Linked DNA regions of Homo sapiens: regions 2, 3 and 4 are each linked to region 1. The links are chromatin contacts, found by Hi-C or POLR2A ChIA-PET in ENCODE. All regions are on one chromosome and are shown on one strand. The core of a region is the stretch at or near the end of the contact, and the rest is flanking DNA. Distances in the headings are between cores, read along the strand shown. Region 1 has its middle 18 kb from the start of MIR6728. Region 2 overlaps RERE (arginine-glutamic acid dipeptide repeats). Region 3 overlaps RERE (arginine-glutamic acid dipeptide repeats). Region 4 overlaps RERE (arginine-glutamic acid dipeptide repeats).

Region 1 (2,587 bases), core at 52-2,551:
TGAGGCCCAACATTCCATAAAAACAGGGAAAAAGTGTGACCAAGATGACCAAGAGGAGAGACCCAAGGATCTGATCACTCCCGACCCCGCCTCGGGCTGCCCTTCCCCAGACCAGGCACCCAGGGCCCCTGCCTTGTGTGGAGTCACTGATTCTCCCCGAATGGCCCTAGAGCACTCCCTCAAACAGGTGCTGTCACTTGGAATGACAGAAATCAGTGCAGGACACCTGTGGAAATTCTCCCCTGAAGTTGCAGCCTGACCACAGATGCCCTCCATATGAGCACTTGGCATAGAACCCACTGGTTCCCTTTAAAGCAGGTGCACGTGAACTTGGGTACTCACCCTGTGGCTGCCTCTGCCATGCTCATTTCCAAAGTGGTCCCCGGGGCTGGTCCCAGGAAGTATTGTTCCCGGCCCTGGTTTGCTGGTTTTTCTGGCTTGTGGCTGGCCATGCCACACACAGCTGCACCTGCTCTGCGGCTTTGCTTCCCAGTGAGGCGGAGGCAGGTACTAGGTCTCACTGCTGAAGATCAGAGTTCAGTGCTAGGGCAGCCAGAGAGGGAGGGGAGCTGTGGCCAAGCAGAGAGGCAGGGAGGCACAGCAGCTGCTCTTCCCACAGCTGTTTCCTCCTCTGTCCTTTCATCCACTGAAAGCCTGAACAAAAGACCTCAACACACAAGAAATGTGAGGGAAGGAGATGTTACCCAAAAGGTTCAGAAATCAAAGTGGGAGGCCGGGCGCAGTGGCTCATGCCTGTAATCCCAGCACTTTGGGAGGCCAAGGCGAGTGGATCACCTGAAGTCAGGAGTTCGAGACCAGCCTGGCCAACATGGTGAAACCCCGTCTCTACTAAAAATACAAAAATTAGCTGGGCATGATGGCAGGCACCTGTAATCCCAGCTACTCGGGAGGCTGAGGCAGGAGAATCACTTGAATCCAGGATGTAAAGGTTGCAGTGTGCTGAGATCACGCCACTGCACTCCAGCCTGGGCGACAAAGCTAGACTCTGTCTCAACGACGACAACAAAAAAGAAATCAAAATGGGCCAAGGAAGAAGTCTCGCTTTGACCAGGTCCCATGGCCTCTGCTGTGCCTCGTCCCAGCATCTGCGGTGACACAGGAGAGAGTGTTGACAAGGATGTGCTGTCCGGGAATCTCCCTTTATCCAGTGACAGCTCCATTCATCTCACCGAGCTTTGCCCAGAGCTCTGGGCTGGCTTCACTCTGGCTCTGAGTCCCTGTGAGCCACAGGGTACAGTCCACTTGCAACAGTAAACCTGCGCCAGCCAGCTGGGGCTGGAGAGAAGGAAGGGCTGGGATGGCAGCCAGCCCAGCCAGGCAGCGTGCAGAGCCAGCAGCTAGGGGAGGCCACGGAGGCCCAGGGTCTTGGGGCAGCCCCACTGCGCCCCCTGGCGGCTGAAGGAAGCTCCTGGGCGCGTCTGGACCTGGACCACCAGCTGACCTTCTGCACAGTTAAAGAGTAGCTGTGACCTGGCTTTCATATGCAGAAATAAATAAATAAATAAATAAATAAATAGAGTAGCCAGGAGGAGTAGCCAGGATGAGGGCCCTGACCAGGGCTCCTTACATATTGTGTCTCACCGCACCCCTAGCAGGCGGATGCAGGGGCGCCCTGCTCTCATGGCAGGGAAAGCTGAGCTGCACCTGCAGAAGGTTGGGGGAAGGATTAACCCCCTCCAACCCCCCCCGGTACAGAAGAGCTCCTCTCCAGCCCCGTGGCCCTCAGCCCTCAGGCATTGTATGTTCTGGCCAGGAGTCCTGGTTGTACACTGGCCGACCTAGAGCTTCAATTTTCCCAGTCCTAGCCTAGCCTGGTGTAAGCTCAGTGAAGGCAGCAGTTTTAACAGTGCTAACTGCACAGCGGCGCTCTTTCTTAATAATAACAAGAAGGACAGCTGGGGGTGGGTGTGTACTGGGAGTGGCCACGACCTCTGAGCACACTGTCTGAAAACACCACATTTTCAACAGTGTTTTTGGTTGTTTCGCTTTTTTTTGAGACAGAGTCTCACTCTGTCACCCAGGCTGGAGTGCAATGGAGTGCAATGGTGCGATCTCTGCTCGCTGCAACCGCTGCTTCCCGGGTTCAGGTGATTCTCGTGCCTCAGACTCCTAAGTAGCTGGGGATTACAGGTGTGCGCCACCACACCCAGCTAATTTTTGTATTTTTAGTAGAGACGGGGTTTCACCATGTTGGCCAGGCTGGTTTCAAACTTCTGACCTCAGGTGACCCGCCCACCTCAGCCTCCCAAAGTGCTGGGATTACAGGCGTGAGCCACTGTGCCCGTCCTTCAGCAGTTTTTAAGGTGATCTGTTGGCAGTTAAGACTTAGACTTTTTTTTTTAAAGACGCTTTAAAAAAAAAAAAGACACCTTTTCAACAAACGGTACTGGGACAACTGGATATCCACATGCAACCTTATATAAAAATGAACTCAAATGGCTCATAGACCTAAATGAAAGACCTAAAACTATTAGACTCTTAGAAGGAATTAACAGGTGCAAATCTTTTGGAGCTTGGATTAGGCAATGGTTTCTTAAATACAATACCAAAAGCACAGCAGCAACAA
Region 2 (2,587 bases), core at 58-2,557, 240 kb before region 1:
ACTTCCGTTTTAAAAAACAAAAACAAAACCAAAAAACTTACACACAGCAGATTTTTCTGGCTAGTATTGGCCAATCTTTCTCTTGACAGTATTAAGTGCTATCCTTTGTGTTAACAGTCCCATGCATTTAATTTATTGGTTTAAAAGAAATATTTCTTCATCTGATTAAAAAAAAAATCAATCTGACTTTTCTGTCTTGTAATTAAAACAAACTATCAATACAATGGATAGGGGGCAATTTCTCTGAACCAGGAGCTGTTCCAGACACTGGGGACAAAAAGGTGAATGAAACACAGCCCCTTCTCTTAATCTAGCTAAGAGGACAGACACGTACAGAGGCATGATGTGAGAATGATGCTGGCTGACAGTGCCTCTCAGGCAGAAGCGAGAGATGACTGGAAGTGGGAGGTGGAGAGGAGAGGCTCACTTTTATTTTTCATTTCAATGTATACCTTAATATTTTTAACATCCATTTTTGGAATTACATGTTTTACAACTTCATTAATAGAGTTCAGAGGCACAAGATTTTGGCTCTAAGTTTACATATAACTAAGTAGTACTACCATAATTATCACAAGCTGGTAAATAAACAAGATGGCCTCAATGTGCCAAGGGCACATTTATGCCAAACAAAGGCAAAGTCACTTCATGGCAAGCTGTATTTACACTGATGGTTTCTGAGTGGCAATAACTGAAAGAAAAGCAACAGGAAAACCGAGTCATTACAAGGAATCCAGCCGTCTACACAAACCAGGCACCATCCCAGCATCCAAGAACATGGGCCATAAGGAAGCAGTAACAGTTACATCACAAGCGGCTACTTATTTCACAACATCATCGCCCAGTCTATTAAATTAATGTTGGTAGTCAGAACTTTATTGGTTTTGTAGTTTGGTTTGAAATTAATTTATAAACTGCCTTTTATAGCTGCATTAGGGATATAAGCACACAAATTATACCTAATTTGTGTATTGGGGAAGGGAGGAAATTAAGTAATATAGAAGAACACAAAAACTATTTTTGAAGTAAACATACTCAAGTTTCAAAAACATGAAAGACCCTGGAACTGCATCAGAAGTTCCACATCCTCAACGTAAGCAACATAAGGAGGAGACCCTGTCTTTACAAAAAATTTTAAAATTAGCAGGGCATGGTGGCCCGTGCCTGTAGTCCCAGCTACTCAGGAGGTTGAGACAGAGAGGCCGAGGCTGTAGTGAGCCCTGAACATGCCACTGTACTCTAGGTGGGTGACAAAGCGAGACCCTGTCTCAAAAAAAAAAAAAGAAAAGAAAAAAGAAGAAGTTCCACATGCTGCAAAGGACAAGATCAGATCTACTTTTACACTAGTTACTGGAGTTGGGGACAAGCCTTCATTTGCTAATGCTGGCCATCCATCAGAATCTCCTGAGAAGTGCTTCAAAGGAGTATGGATTCCTGGGTTTGACTCTGGAACAAATGAATCAGTATTCTCATCTTACATGTGAAGACAGTGGGACTCTGAAAGATTAAGTCACCTGATCGTACAACTAGTCAATGGGTAACCAACATGATTCAAACCGATACTATGATTTTAACAGTAAAAACGTGAGGTTTTTTAACTACCTCCATGATCTGGGGGAAGGGTATACTGCAGTTCCCTGAACTACTCTTTCAACTTCTCTGTAAGTCTGAAATTATTTTCAAATAGAAAGTTAAAAACAAAAACTAAAAAGAATAGACAGCAGGCTGAGACGTGTTAAGAGGTAGAGGTGGGATAGGAAATGGAAAAGGATGAGGCAGAGGCCTCTGAAAGGAGGGCAGAGGCAGAGCTCCATCTCCACACAGAGGAGGTCGGCTGGTTTTCAGTTTTGTTTTGTTGTGGGGGAAGAGGAGGTACCAGTCAATAGCAAGCTGAGGAGTTTAAAAAAAGAAGGAAGGAAGGAAGGAAGGAAGGGAGGGAGGGAGGGAGGGAGGGAGGAAGGAAGGAAGGAAGGAAGGAAGGAAGGAAGGAAGGAAGGAAGGAAGGAAGTCCACATATCTGTAAGGTGGGCAATAAAGGAACGATCTTTCTGTATTTCTCTACATTACAAATTCAAACTAGCATTTACGAACTTGCCAAAAAAAAACCTGTTTATGTTTATAGAGAAATGCATTCTGAAGTCCAAACAACTGACCACACAACAATTTCTAAACCCTTCCACTACTACATAAAACATCTGCTTCTGTGCTAAACTTTTGTAAGGCACAGTTTCTGCTTCAAGAAAATCTGTGATGCTTGGAATTGAGGTTTATCTTACTGAAGAAAAATCTGAAGAAAAGTGTTTGCCACCCATACAGCTGATAATTTTTTGTAATCCTAATGGATCAGTGGGAAATTGTACCACGAAATCTCTTGTCAGTCAATATAACAATGTCTCTAACTAATTTCAGTAAAGTGAAATCTACAGTTATTCCCTTGAAAAACAGGACAAATCAACTCTTTCCCAACTTTTTTCTTTTTTTTCCCGCAAGACGGAGTCTCGCTCTGTCGCCCAGGTTGGGGTGCGATGGCATGATCTCACTGCAACCTCCACCTCCCTGATTCAAGCAATTCTCCTGCTTCAGCCTC
Region 3 (2,587 bases), core at 27-2,526, 220 kb before region 1:
CCCCTTGGCTCATTAATCAAGCAGCTATTTAAGAAAATAATTTATATAAATGTTTATAGCACAAAAATAAAGTGCTTTATTTGAAAAGGGAAAGATAAGAACGTAGTCAAGAGCAATGTTAAAATCTCAGTTGGAATATATGCCCAGTAATCTTTTAAAGCCAAAATGATTTGGCAAGATTTTCATGCAATTTATGAGTGCATGGGATGTCTGAAGCTGGTTATAAAATTGGTTTTAGTCAGTAGGATCAATGATTCTCAATCTGAAAATCTCCCACGGCCCCCAAGCACTGCATATACTTCTTTTTTTATTAGAAAGCTAGCAGTTCTGAAAGAACTGCACAAAGCTGATGTGATCCACCAAATGCATAATGCACATCTTCAGAATCACCCATGTAAAAACACGTATTTACCAGAATTGAGCAAACGGTTTTGGCAGGGCAAGTATATATATTTTTTAAATCTTCAAATCAGCATGCCTGTAATGGGCCAGAAAAATGAGTGAGGCTATTACCATCAATATCAATTAGTCCAAACAACACATGATAACTAATGTGTCTTTACTAGGGATGTCTAGAAATGAAACCATGGGTCTAGGTTGAGACCTACTCTCTTAACACCTAACCTCTGTCTGGGAATGGATCACAGGATTAAGTGACCTCAAATCCTTGTGAACAGGGAGCAACAAAATCCGTAATTTGGGCAATGATACTGAACAGAGGTATTTCTGGCTGTTTCTCACAACCTCAGCATAGCTTCATGTCCAAAGATCTATTGTGCCATCTGTAAACAACAGAGCATTTGCTAAGCTGGGGAAGGAAGTCAGCCAAAACGTGAAGGCAGATTCTCAAGGCAAAGAAGGCCCTCTCTGCTTTTTCAACCCTCAGCAAATCAGCAGGTTTATGTAAATATAGCAAAAGCACAGTCCCCTCAAGGGTAAAAATCTCAGTCTGAAGCATTAGGCAGTGTGTCATTATGAAACACAAAGAACCTGTCAGCATCTTTTCTGACAGCCTCCTACAGAGCAGAGTGGACACTTACCTCACCCACTAATTTAGCAAGCAGTGCCACACACGCCAGTACTAAAACTGTGGTCACAACATATATAGGCAATGCTCAGCCACTGCTCCACCTCATAAAGAATTTTCCTTTCCATCAATGTGTCTCCGCCTATTAATCTTTGAAATACCTTCTCATCCCTTTGCAAAGCATGGCAGTGCCACTCTGATATAATTTCCAATAGAAAACCCCATTGTAAAAAGCACGCATGAACAAAGACTTTCTCACAAAGAGATTTCTCAGAGACCAAGCTGGGTGGCACAGCGGTGAAATGGGAAGTTGACTCTCAGGACTGCACCGCTCTTCTGCTTTCTGTTTCTCCTCTACATGACTCCTCCACCCTCAATGCTTGGAGGTAACAGTCAATGAGGTACAGTATGTTGGTCTAATATTGCAGAATAAAAAATCCACAAGTATCTCTCTACAGTTAAAACAGATGTCCTCCATTTTCCAAGACACACAAAGAGTGTATATGTTATGTGTGTGTGCATGCTGGAAACAACGCTGAAATCCCGGTACCCAAATTCCAATCCAGAGTCTCTGGCATACTGCATGTCCTCCAACAAACCCTCCCAGTTCTAGTCTCCCAAACCATAAAACAGCCAAACCCATCACCATTCCTCAACTCTATAAACAATGCACTGTTCTTCATAGTAAACACTCAAAAATTATATGAGGAACAAACAAACTAAACAGAGACATGGTTTAAAAAAAAAAGAAGAGAGAGATCCTAGCAAGAAAGTTGCTACGCTCTATCAATATGAACAAAACAAATGCTGTATTCTAATACTTCTTTAGGAAATAACTCGATTGCCAGGTAACCTACTTTAGTTTCCTGCCAGAATCTTTTGCTGTGAGGGGTACTCATATTGACTGTAACACTGGAGAATTTAAAAGGGAAAAGGACTGCTGCTCAGGAAGCTCAGGTGACAGCATCACTGGAGCCCTGGAGTTCAAAGCTGCAGTGAGCTATGATCCAGCCACTGTACTCCAATCTAGGTGACAGAGTGAGACCCTGTCACTCAGTCATACATACATACGTACATATATACACACATACATACATGGAAAAGGAAACAAAAATTGGGAAAAGTGCACCTCCATAAATGAAGCCTTCCCAGTCCTTACCCTTACTCTGTTTATCAACTGTTATCAAAATCAGCTGCATCATCTTAAGGATTCTAAACTTGGTGGGAAAAGATCCCAGATAACATATATCTTTGTTCCCCTCTTTTTTAAACATAATAATTACATTCCATGTATTGAAATGTCTATAGATTCCCAAGTAGTGCTACAAAGAAAGCCTCACTAAACACAGAACACTAAATATTTCTAGCAAACATTCATCTGTCTTTATCCTCATTGCTAACAAGGACAGTTAAATAATGAGAACAAACAAGTTGAGGGGAACAGGTCATAATAAACTAAAAGGGATTTTGTTGAAAATTCCTACATTTCTCTTTTCTCCTTTAAAAGTCAGGAAATCTCCCAATGTATTGAAAACTTAAAAACTGATCTCAGATAATTAT
Region 4 (2,587 bases), core at 27-2,526, 200 kb before region 1:
TTTAGAAAATAGTTGCATGTTATCTTTACTTTTTCTTTTAAGGCAAACTTTTACTGAAGTGTAATACATATACAGAGAAGTGCAAAATGCAGTAAATTTTCACAGAACAAGTCCATGTAACCAGTACCATAAAACGTAACATGGCCAGAACCTGGGGGTCCCCTTAATGTTCTGTTCCCTGTACCCATAGGGCAATCTCTCTCCTGACTTCAAACACCAAAGATTAGTTGTGGCTGTTTTAAAATTTTCTATAAAAGGAATTATACAGTATTATGCTCTTCTGTGTCCACTCAACATCATGTTTCATGTTGAAATCATTTACCTGTTTTTGCGATGGGGTCTCACTCTGTAACCCAGGCTGCAGTGCAGTGGTGCAATCACTGCTCACTGCAGCCTCAACCTTCCATGCTTAAGGGATCCTCCCACCTCAGCCTCCCAAGTAGCTGGGACTACAGGAGCACACCACCAAGCCCGGCTAACTTTTGTATTTTGAGTAGAGACAAGGTTTCGCCATGTTGCCCAAGCTGGTCTTGAACTCCTGGGCTCAATCTACCTACCTACCTCCACCTCCCAAAGTTCTGGAATTACAGACGTGAGCCACTGCACCTGACCTATAGTCATTTACTTTAAATAGGTTTTAGAAATAACGTATATTCCATTTTTATTCAAACTAGATCCTCAGGTTTCATTTTGCCTAGTTTGAATTTTTTCCAGCTTAAATTCCATTTGCATCAAAAGAAAATAACACTTAAGTGATCAAAGTAAACAATTCTAGTTTCCAGGGCATTTTTCCTCAAAATTGTCAAATAAAATGGTCAAATATTTTGCATCACCTAAGATTTCACAAACCACAAACTTATATACATAAATACATGTTTTGCACTATGTTCATGAAAGTAGAAGGAACACATATTCTAGGACTATAGGGTAAATAGGACAATCAAACAAAATTATCAGTTAATATGACAAAATGTTAAAAAATTAATACATACTTTTGAAAAAAAAAATACATTTCATTATCCAAATAGCAAGCAATACCAATATGCCAAAATAAAAAAAAAAATCTCACAATAATATGAAGTTAGTTTTTTAACCAGTTCTACCTACACCAGAAATAAAGGAATCAAATTTCCTAGAACCTAACTGAAAACAGTAGAAAGAAATTAATATGCCACCTACAGCAAACTCCAGAAATCAATATCCTATGCTAAAGAAGCCCAGAAGGAAAATCTGGCTGCACACAGCTGTGTAATAAATCAATTTGTTACCGTGACAGTCATCTCAAAACAGGAGTAATGGCTGACAGACAACAAAGAAGTTAGATCTGACTCAAGGACAATATACAATAGAGCCCCACAAGGTTTTTGTTTTGGTTTTATTTTTAAACAAGTCTGTTAAATCATTCATTGGGAAGTAATACAAAACAGACTTCCAGAAGTCTTATTCTAATTTTAACATCATCAATGAGTCAATAATTTTTTTTAATGTTTCTAGAAATTTCTTTATTCAACAAATATTATGGAATACAGGCTGGGCGCGGTGGCTCTCACCTGTAATCCCAGCAGTTTGGGAGGCCGAGGTGGGCAGATCACTTGAGGTCAGGAGTTCGAGACCAGCCTGGCCAACATGGTGAAACCCTGACTCTACTAAAAACACAAAAATTAGCCGGGCGTGGTGTCACACGCCTGTAATCCCAGCTACTCTCGAAGATGAGGCAGGAGAATCACTTGAACCCAGGAGGCGGAGGTTGCAGTGAGCTGAGATTGCACCACTGCACTCCAGCCTGCATGACAGGGCAAGACTCCGTCTCAAAAAAAAAAAAAAAAATGTATATATATTATGGAATACACACTATGTGTACACTATTGTCAGTAGATGGCAGGAATTCAATGATGAGTGGGGGAAAATAAGAATTGCTGTTTTTTTGGAGAAGGGAGACTTATTAATCCTAATAAAATTATTACTGTTCTAAGTGCTAGAAGAAAAGATACAAAAAAGGCTATAACAGTATTTATTAAGGAAATGTATTTGACTAACCTGGGAGAAAGGCAGTGACACTGGGGTGGCAGAGCTTAAGAAAAGATAAGAATTAAGTGTGTTACCGAGACGAGAAGAGCAAGTGCAAAGGCCCCGAGGCAGGCGGGAACATGGGCAGTGTAAGTAACAAAATCTATTATGCTGAGCTCCTAAGGACAAAATTAAGGTAATCCCAGAGTTTAGCAGCAAAGGTGAAAAAGACCTGGTTGTGACAACGCATGAGATTAAACCGTAGTGATAAATTCTAAATAATATTTAATTTCTCCATAAGATCACATGCTTCTAAACACTAAACAATTTAAATATAGCTTGGGACAGAAAAGTATGATTATATGAAAGCCTACCTTTATCCTCAAAGTATCCCTGCTATGCTCATTCTCAGTGACATTTCGAGAGGTCCCTATAATTTATACTTATTCTGAGTAGTAAAACCAATTCAGAGATGTAGAAAGCAATAAATATTTGAAAAATCTTAATTTGTGCTTTATATCCCATAGAAATAAATGAGTATTAAAGATCTATTCACTTGGAAGCGGTGGTTCACGTCTGT

Evidence for each region. A loop is a pair of places that touch in the nucleus more often than their neighbours do. ChIA-PET counts read pairs that join two places held with the same protein, here RNA polymerase II (POLR2A). Pooled maps may share reads with other maps.
Region 2: a pooled map shows a loop between it and region 1 (3-fold over the local background). The contact joins two enhancer-like sites. A Hi-C loop is called at or near these places in 2 of 50 pooled maps. POLR2A ChIA-PET finds 5 or more read pairs at or near these places in 2 of 52 experiments (T-cell and activated naive CD4-positive, alpha-beta T cell).
Region 3: a loop to region 1 is called in a map with no recorded cell type, with 9 times the contacts of the local background. The contact joins two enhancer-like sites. A Hi-C loop is called at or near these places in 1 of 37 single-sample maps with no recorded cell type and 3 of 50 pooled maps. POLR2A ChIA-PET finds 5 or more read pairs at or near these places in 4 of 52 experiments (GM12878, MCF 10A, T-cell and 1 more).
Region 4: a loop to region 1 is called in a pooled map, with 3 times the contacts of the local background. The contact joins two enhancer-like sites. A Hi-C loop is called at or near these places in 2 of 50 pooled maps. POLR2A ChIA-PET finds 5 or more read pairs at or near these places in 2 of 52 experiments (MCF 10A and activated T-cell).

Annotation. Positions count from the first base shown.
Region 1 is chr1:8,847,675-8,850,261 of GRCh38, forward strand. No RefSeq gene overlaps it. Among named protein-coding and RNA genes, the nearest start is that of MIR6728, 18 kb to the right of the region's middle. Within about 2 kb of position 1,302, at least 16 of the 41 ENCODE cell types and tissues checked have a DNase peak (open chromatin) inside an H3K27ac peak, as active enhancers do.
Region 2 is chr1:8,602,669-8,605,255 of GRCh38, forward strand. The region is part of intron 4 of RERE (arginine-glutamic acid dipeptide repeats); the gene reads right to left. Among named protein-coding and RNA genes, the nearest start is that of SNORD128, 110 kb to the left of the region's middle. RefSeq lists enhancers at 1,312-1,411, 1,722-1,861. Within about 2 kb of position 1,308, at least 5 of the 41 ENCODE cell types and tissues checked have a DNase peak (open chromatin) inside an H3K27ac peak, as active enhancers do.
Region 3 is chr1:8,628,640-8,631,226 of GRCh38, forward strand. All of the region lies in intron 2 of RERE (arginine-glutamic acid dipeptide repeats), which reads right to left. Among named protein-coding and RNA genes, the nearest start is that of SNORD128, 140 kb to the left of the region's middle. RefSeq lists an enhancer at 1,181-1,300. Within about 2 kb of position 1,277, at least 7 of the 41 ENCODE cell types and tissues checked have a DNase peak (open chromatin) inside an H3K27ac peak, as active enhancers do.
Region 4 is chr1:8,647,920-8,650,506 of GRCh38, forward strand. All of the region lies in intron 2 of RERE (arginine-glutamic acid dipeptide repeats), which reads right to left. Among named protein-coding and RNA genes, the nearest start is that of SNORD128, 150 kb to the left of the region's middle. Within about 2 kb of position 1,277, at least 2 of the 41 ENCODE cell types and tissues checked have a DNase peak (open chromatin) inside an H3K27ac peak, as active enhancers do.